2 separate regions of the Homo sapiens genome follow, and region 2 is linked to region 1. Evidence: read pairs that join two places in POLR2A ChIA-PET (ENCODE). Cell type or tissue: B cell. All regions are shown on one strand. Links, peaks and the distances in the headings refer to the core of each region. The heading gives the core; the rest is flanking DNA. Region 1 overlaps LOC400499 (putative uncharacterized protein LOC400499). Region 2 holds the start of LOC107984859 (a long non-coding RNA gene).

Evidence for each region. Peaks named below come from ENCODE experiments on the same cell type or tissue, not always from the same donor. Only the 100,000 strongest peaks of a DNase experiment are listed, where the experiment ranks them.
Region 2: POLR2A ChIA-PET joins it to region 1 with 5 read pairs; 2 of 35 experiments call an interaction of 5 or more read pairs at or near these places.

Annotation. Positions count from the first base shown.
Region 1 is chr16:11,442,455-11,446,837 of GRCh38, forward strand. LOC400499 (putative uncharacterized protein LOC400499) reads right to left here. Exons shown (of 67, transcript NM_001370704.1): 32 at 4,294-4,383; 33 at 4,096-4,182. Among named protein-coding and RNA genes, the nearest start is that of RMI2, 99 kb to the left of the region's middle. In B cell, for the core only: no CTCF peak of the experiment used is centred there; no DNase peak of the experiment used is centred there.
Region 2 is chr16:11,207,023-11,211,405 of GRCh38, forward strand. It overlaps LOC107984859 (a long non-coding RNA gene), which reads left to right and starts at 3,913. Exons shown (of 4, transcript XR_007064984.1): 1 at 3,913-4,383. RefSeq lists enhancers at 1,970-2,039, 3,767-4,361. In B cell, for the core only: no CTCF peak of the experiment used is centred there; a DNase peak (open chromatin) is centred at 2,037; H3K27me3 peaks cover 1,042 bases.

The DNA of each region.
Region 1 (4,383 bases), core at 114-4,113:
TCAAATGATCCGCCTGCCTCGGCCTCCCAAAGTGCTAGTATTACAGGCGTGAGCCATCTCGCCCAGCCTAGACACGGTTTTAAAAAGAGCAGACAGCTAAATTATATGAAACTAAACGACTGCCATTTACTCAGTCAGACCCTGTTGTTGTCAGCTGGGATTTGAGGCTTGGTGTGGTCACACCGTCTGATTTTCTTCTTATAAACACTGGAAATCTGGGTTTTACTCAAAATCTTCTGATTTTCAATGGTAGCAATTAATTTCCTTAAAAAATTTAAATGCTAAGCAGACCAAACAAAACCCATCTGCAGGCTGAATATGGCCCATGGCGCCGGCTCTGCAATCTCTGGTTTAAGAAACAGCAAACACCATCGGGAGCCACTTCTGCAGGTGTCTAAGGCTGTCATCCTGCCATTTGTTTCTCCCTAGAAGCTCCAATAACTGTACTACCTTATCCCCGGGGAGCCACACGCAGCCTCGTTTAACTAATGGTGAAGGGAGCCCCCAGAAAGGTGGGTCTCAATGCTCAACAGCTGCCTGGTTCACCCTCCTTCCCAGGGGCTGTTGTGTATCTTGCAAATAGAAATGGCCGGGCGTGGTGGTTCATGGCTGTAATCCCAGCACTTTGGGAGGCTGAGGCCGGGGGATCACCTGAGGTCAGGAGCTCGAGACCAGCCTGGCCAACATGCAGAAACCCCAACTCTACTAAAAGTACAAAAATTAGCCGGGTGTGGTCATGGGAGCCTGTAATCCCAGCTACTCGGGAGGCTGAGGCAGGAGAATCACTTGAACCCAGGAGGCAGAGGTTGCAATGAGCCGACATTGCGCAGCTGCACCCTAGCCTGGGCAACAGAGCAAGACTCGATCCTCAGTCTCAAAAAAAAAAAAAAAAAAAAAAAAAAAATGATCGGAGGGGTCTGTGCATGAACCTGGGACGTGGAGGTTGCGGTGAGCTGAGATCAAGTCATTGCACTCCAGACTCCAGCCTAGACAACAGAGTGAGACTCTGTCTTAAAAAAAAAAAAAAAAAAAAAAAAAGAGAGAGAGAGAGAAACAATGACTATCTTCCTTGCACACAGTAGATGCTCCATAAATGCTTGCTGAAAAATACGATGCTCTCCCAGAGTATCAACTCCTCCTAGAGGTGTCAGGAAGAAGACCCGGATGGGGTTCTAGTAGGCATTTTACAACGCTACATTGTAATCGTCACAGCCACTGCATAGAGATGAGTACTGCTGCTCCCATTCTGCACACAAGGAAACTGAGGTCCAGAGAGATGAAATAATTTGCCAAGGACACACAGGCAAAAACAAGTTTCACCCCTAGGGAGCCACATGTCAAGACCCTCAGCCAGGGGTGGTGACTCTTATCTGTAATCCCAACACTTTTTTTTTTTTTGAGACCAAGTCTCTCTCTGTCACCAAGGCTGGAGTGCAGTGCTGGGATCTCGGCTCACCGTAACGTCTGCCTCCCAGTTTCAAGTGACTCTTGTGCCTAAGCCTCCGGGGTAGCTGGGATTATAGGCACCTGCCACTATGCCCAGCCAATTTTTATAGTTTTTTTTTTAGTAGAGATGGGGTTTTACCATATTGGCCAGGCTGGTCTCGAACACCTGACCTCAAGTGATCCACCCACCCTGGCTTCCCAAAATGCTGGGATTACATGTGTGAGCCACCACACCTGGCCCAATCCCAGCACTTTGGAAGGTGAGGCAAGAGGATCCCCTGAATCCAAGAGATCAAGACCAGCCTGGGAAACACAGTGAGACCTCCATCTCTACAAAACATCTTAAAATGAGCTGGGTGTGGTGGTGCACACTTGTGGTCTCAGCTACTTAGGAGGCTGAGGTGTGAGGGTCACTTGAGCTTGGGAGGTCAAGGCTGCAGTGAGTGAGCCATGATCGCACCCCTGCCCTCCAGCCTGGGTGACAGAGCAAGACCCTGCCTCAAAAAAGACCCTCTAAGTCAGGGGTCAGCAACTACAGCCCCTGGTCCAAATGTGGCCTGTTTTTGCAAGTGAAGCCCTGTTGGGACACAGCCACGCCCGTTCATTACGTATTATTCACGGTGCTCTTGAATTGTAACGGTAGTTATGAGTGAACAAGACCTGAACCATGTGGCCCATGAAACCTAAACTAGTTACTATCTGGTTCTTTCCAGAAAAGTTTGTTGACCTCTGCTCTGGATCCTGGCATGCAATGGGTGTTAAATAACATCATGACGGCAACTATTCATTGAGCACCTACTGTGTACCAAGCCCTGTGGCTACGGTGGTAAAGTACTCATGGAGATCATGAGCTTTCCAGAGGAGCCAGGGATTGATGGATCACACAAAAATAGAACTGGGGCCAGGTACGGTGGTTCACACCTATAATGTCAGCATTCTGGAGGCCAAGATGGGAGGATGGCTTAGAGTCCAGGAGCTCAAGACCAGCCTGGGCAATATAGCAAGACTCTGTCTCTACTAAAAATAAAAATAAAAAATAACCAGGTGTGGTGGTAATGTGTGCCTGTGGTCCCAGCTACTTGGTAGGCTGAGGTGGGAGGATCACTTAAGCCTAGGAGGACAAGGCTACAGTGAGCTGAGATTGTGCCACTGCACTACAGCCTGGGTGACAGAGTGAGACTTTGTCTTTAAAAAAAAAAAAAAGAACTGGGATTTGTGATAGGTACTAAAAGCGAAAGCTATAGGGCAAGCTGGGTGCAGCGGTAATCCCAGCACTTTGGGAGGCCAAGGCGGGCAGATCACTTGAAGTCAGAAGTTTGAGACCAGCCTGGCCAACATGGTAAAACCCAGTCTCTACTAAAAATACAAAAATTAGCCAGGAGTGGGAATGCACGTCTGTTATCCCAGCTACCTGGGAGGCTGAGGCAGAAGAATCACTTGAACCTGGGAGGCCGAGGTTGCAGTGAGCTGAGACTGCACCACTACACTCCGGCTTGAGCGACAGAGTGAGACTCTTTCTCCAAAAAAAAAAAAGAAAGAAAAAGATATAAGGCATCGCTAGGGTAAGCACGGGTCTGTGTGAGGTGGTCTGGGGGTCAGGTGAGAGGATGCTTGAGCTCAATCCTAAAAGATGAGTAGAAGGGAGGAGGCAAAGCTGAAGGAGAGGGTGACGGCTCCAGGCACACAGGACACGCAGAGGTCCCGAGGCAGGAAAGAGCCAGGCGAGGAAATGCGAAGAGGCTGGATGAGGCAGATGCAGGCCACGAAGCAGGGCTGAGGGGACAGGACTGGGGCTTTATCCCAAGAGAGGCTGTCAGAGTTTGAGAGCATGCGGGTGGCAGGGTTGTGCTGGCCTTCAGAATATATCCCTCTGACTGTCACATAGACTGTACTAGGGAGGACCAAATGAAACAGAGAACCCAGTCAGGAGAACCTTTTTTTTTTTTTTCCTGAGGCAGTGTCTTGCTCTGTGGCCCAGGCTGGAATGCAGTGGCGTGATCTCAGCTCACTGTAACCTCTGCCTCCTGGGTTCTCCTGCCTCAGCCTCCTGAGTAGCTGGGACTGCAGGTACCTACCACCATGCCCATCTAGTTTTTATATTTTTAGTAGAGACAGGGTTTCACCATGTTGGCCAGGATGGTCTGGAACTCCTGACCTCAGGTGATCTGCCCGCCTTGGCCTCCCAAAGTGCTAGGATTACAGGTATGAGCCACCACACCTGGCCAGGAGAACTTTTTTGTGTGTGAGGTTGGGGGGCGGGGGAGTGGTGTCTGAGTCTTGCTCTGTTGCCCAGGCTGGAATGCAATGGTGCAACCATGGCTCACAGAAGCCTCAACATCCTGGGCTTAATCAGATCCTCCTGTCTCAGCCTCCCCAGTAGCTGGGACTACAAGCACATGCCACCATGCCTGGCTAATTAAACAATTTTTTTTTCTTTTGTAGAAACAGGGTTTCCATATGTCGCCCAGATGGATCTCAAACTCCTGGTCTTAAGCGATCTTCTCACCTCAGCCTCCTGCGTAGCTAAGATTACAGGTGTGAGCCACTGCACTCAGTCCAGATAACATGTTTTCAATCCTATTGAGCGATGACAGCAACTTGAACCAGGGCTGGCTGGGGTGCAAAAGTCTCTGGGGTCTCTGCTCTTACCGTGTGCTGATTCCAAGTAACCAGGCACCCCTCTGTGTTCCTGGGGATGACTTTGCCATCGTATGGATGCATCAGACCTGCACAGACCTGGGAGGGACAACCACATACATGTACACACGCATGCAGGGAGTGAGGAGGCAGCTGGGGCCTTCCTCTGGCTCTCAGGCCCCTTCCGGGCTATGCCCCAGACACACTCACGTAGGGGTGTCCGGCCTGGCAGCCCAGGACCATGGTCTGCAGGGTTTCCTCTCGGCCATTCAGGACAACCCTAGTCTCCAGGGAATAGCG
Region 2 (4,383 bases), core at 198-4,197, 240 kb before region 1:
CACCTTTCTTTCTCTCTTTATTTTTTTTTTCTGAGACCGAGTCTCACTCTGTCACCCAGGCTGGAGTGCAGTGGCACGATCTCAGCTCACTGCAGCCTCTGCCTCCTGGGTTCAAGCAATTCTTGTGCCTCAGCGTCCCAAGTAGCTGGGATTACAGGCATGTACACCACGCTCAGCTAATTTTTGTATTTTTAGTAGAGATGGGGTCTCGCCATGTTGGCCAGGTTGGTCTCGAACTCCTGACCTTGTGATCCGCCCACCTTGGCCTCCCAGACTGCTAGGATTACAGTTGTGAGCCACTGCACAAGGCCTAACACCTTTGTTTCTATAATTCCTATTTTTTCTCCAACACTCAGCAGTGTCACCTCCAGGAAGCCTTCCCAGATGCCCGCAGCTGGACCAGGTGCCTCCTCTAGGCTCCCTGCATGTCCCCATCACAGCATGTATCACACTGGGCTGTCCTCATGATTTTAGTGCCTGTCTCCTCCACTGCATGGGAGACTCATCACGGAAGCTTGCACAGAGAAGGAGGCAGAGATGTGGAAATGCCCATGGGTGCAAGACACACGCAGGAAGTCGAACCTGTGGACTTGGGGTGCAGCAGAGGGCTGTGTCAAGGACTGAGTGACCAGATATTCGACTGTGCCTCTCCTGAGATGGGGAATGCTGAGGTTTGGGGAGGCACAGAGCCTTAGTCTATGAGCCCTAACTCTCTGAACTCCCACCCCAGAGTTAGGAAACTCCTCCCACATAGGACAATGGGCAAGTAGAGCCCGCCTTCCATGGGAGGAGCCCAAATAGTCCACACCCACTTTCCCTGCCTCCCTTGCAGCTAGGGCATGGCATGTGACTGGACTCTGCCAATCAGAGGCACCTGCTCTGGAGTTTGAATTGGAGGCTTGTCCTGTCCAGGACTCTTTCTGGGGGGAGCCTGGGCCACATGGAGTTCCTGGCAGCTGTGAAGAAGGAGGACTTCACCAGGCTGGCTCTGTGGTAGGAATAGGGGTGACGTCTTGCCTCCCCTTTTCCATGGGATCCTCCTGCCTTCCTGGGAGTTTTGCATACCCCAATATCTGTTTAATACCTTTTCTTCTGCTTGAATGAGCCACATTTGGATTCTGTCACTTGTCACTAAGAATCCTGGAGGCCCCTCTTGGGGGCAACCACTCGGACCAACCTTGAAGGAGGAGCCCATGTTGATGGGAAGGACAGCAAGTGCATTCGGGGTGTGGGAAACAGCTGACCAGGGTCAAGGTCAGGCTTCCGGGACACGACAGGGAGTGTTGGGGATGATGGCTCATCTGGGTCAGATTGTGGGGTTCGGTGGGGACCTGTTGGCAGGGGGTAGATCCAAGGCAGCTGATCCTGAATGCCAGGGCGAGAGCAAGCTTGGATGCCAGCCTGCGGGCAGTGGGACCCAGTGACATACTGTAAGTGGAGGTGGGACGTGGTCAGATTTGGGTTCCAGAAAGCTCAGTCTGCTGCTAGGAGGAAAAGCTAGACCAGATGGGGCAAGACTGGGAGAGTAGGGGACCAGGCAAAAGACTACGGCAATGGTCCCAGCAGACAGTCCTGGAGGCCAGAAAGAAGATCAAGGCAGTGGCAATGAGCAAGGGCAGACCTGGGATTCAGTGTGACTGGCCCTGGGGAGCCATTGAAGGCTTGGGTGACCTACCATGATCGTAAGAAAGTGGGGTTGAGCTGAGCATGGTGGCTGATGCCTGTAATCCTGGTACTTCGGGAGGCTGAGGTGGAAGGATCGCTTGAGCCCAGGAGTTTGAGACCAGCCTGGGCAACATAATGAGACCCTGTCTCTACAAAAGCTAAAATATTAGCTGGGTGTGGTGGTGTATACACCTGTAGTCCCAGCTACTCAGGAGGCTGAGGCAGGTGAATCCCGTGAGCCCAGGAGTTCGAGGCTGCAGTGAGCCAAGGCTGTGCTGCTGTGCTCTAGCCTGGGCAACAGAGTGAAAGCCTGTCTCTAAAAAAAAAAAAAAAAAAGAGGAAGTGAGGTTGGAATTTCATGACTGCCTGGACATGTCACTTGCCTCACACTTGGACAGCCCTGATTCGTTCTCAGGGTTTCCCCACCAGGGCCGACTTTGTGCCCTTGCCTCCCAGCTAAGCTGACCCAGACTTGCAGATGTGATTCAGAAATGGAAAACAGGGCTGGGCTGAGTGGCTCACGCCTGCAATCCCAACAATTTGGGAGGCCAAGGCAGGGAGATCTCCTGAGGTCAGGAGTTTGAGACCAGCCTGGCCAACATGGTGAAACCCCCATCTCTACTAAAAATACAATAATTAGCTTGGCATGGTGGCGGGTGCCTATAGTCCCAGCTACTCAGGCTGAGGCAAGAAGATTGCTTGAGCCCGGGAGGCATAGGTTGCAGTGAGCCAAGATCACTGCTGCATTCCAGCCTGGGCAACAGAGCAAGACTCATCTCAAAAAAAAAAAAAAGGAATAGAAAGCAGGTCTGTCAACTCCATACCACTGCCAAGCACGCCCCTCGGGCCATGGGTTCCAAAGGAGAGGCACAGCCAGGGCCACCTCTGTCTAGACAGAAAGAAGGACTCAGATGGGACAGCTGGGGTCTGGAGGAAAAGTCAACAGGACTGGGAAAATGGGGAAAGGAGACACAGGGCACCCGGCCACCTCCTGCCAGCCCGGGAGTTCCCTGGGCAAGGAGCTTGGCCACAGGAAGCAGTGGATGGATGCTGCTTCAGGGGCTCACCCCTGCACCCCAAACAGCACCAGCCTCATCCCCCAGAGTCCCCTGAACCTCATCCCTCGGGCGCAGAAGAATATCCTGAAACCGTCCTGTGGGGTCATTTTAGGGATGAAAACTTGGGACACAGAGTTGCACAAGGTACTTGATTTTCTTCTTCCTCCAAATCACACAATTTAAAAGCTGAGTGAGGGGCCCAGGGCTCCAGTGGGCTCTGTCTTTGTCTGCTTCCTCGCCTCACCGCGTTTCATTTCCTCCTCCGTAAATGGGGAACACAAGCTGGGTGCAGTGGCTCATGCCTGTAATCCCAGCACTTTGGGAGGCCGAGGTGGGTAGATCACTTAAGGTAAGGAGTTCAAGACCAGCCTGGCCAATATGGTGAAACCCCATCTCTACTAAAAATACAAAACTTAGCCAGGTGTAGTGGTGGGCACCTGTAATCCCAACTACTCAGGAGGCTGAGGCAGGAGTATCGCTTGAACCCAGGAGGCGGAGGTTGCAGTGAGCAGAGATCGCGCCACTGCACTCCAGCCTGGGTGACAGAGGGAGACTCCGTTTCAAAAAAAAAAAATGGGGAACACACACGGCCTTCAGCAGAGAGCCTGGAAGATGGTAAGCAGCTCTTTGGTACACCCCCTGTGTATTCCTTCCTCCCCTCGTGCCCACAACAGCTCCGCTGGGAAGCCGCCATCCTCTGAGAAGACATTTTAGCAACAGAGGAGGCCATTTTGCTTTGAGAATCAGAACCAAACCCTGCAAGGCCAGGACAGGGAAAGTCTCAGGCAAGTCACGACTGTGGCCAGGGCTTGCTGAACACAGGAGGGCAGGGGGCTGGTGGCGGGGGCAGGCGGCCTCTGCATGGCTTTAAGAGGAAGCAGAGATGGGGGCGTCATGGCTGTGCTGGGGATGACACCCTCTCCCTCTAGCTGGGTGGCCTTGGGCAGGGCCTTTCCCTCTCCAAGCTTTTGAGTCCTCAGCCTGCAATGGTGGACTCCAGCCCCCCTCACACCACCTTGCAGGTGAGTGAGGAAACCCAGCACCAGCACCTGGGTGTGCAGCGTGGGAGATGTTTTAGGGATTCCACCCCTTCTTGGAGCTTTTCTATTTAAAACAATTTTTTTTAACTTTTTGTAGAGATGGGGGTCTCACTGTGTTGCCCAGGCTGTTCTTGAACTCCTTGAAGTTCAAGTGATCCTCCCACCATAGCCTCTCAAAATGTTAGGATTACAGGCGGGAGCCACCGTGCCCAGCCCCTTCTAGGATCATGTAGTGCTTCCTGGGTCCTTTTCCTCTTTATTCTCCCTCCCCCTGCACCCCAGAACTGATGTGGGGCTGATCTGACCTTACTGACAGGGTGGGAGCCCGGGTGCCCTTCCTACCCTCCCCAAGGGGCTCTACGACCCTCCAGGACAGTCTTTGCCCAGGTGCCCTGAGGGCTCCTGGAAGCAGCAGTGAGATGCACTCTGGAGTAGATGGCTCCCTCTCTCGGCCTCCAGCCTTCGAGTCCACTGACATGCAGCCACAGCCATTCCCGGCTCCACACTTGGCCCTTCAGCAAGGCCTCCTCACCACATCCTGAGCCTGTTCATCCCCTCCTCCCTGAGGCCACCGCCCGGGTCCACACCTCCTCATCTCCCACCTGGACCATCCATGGCAG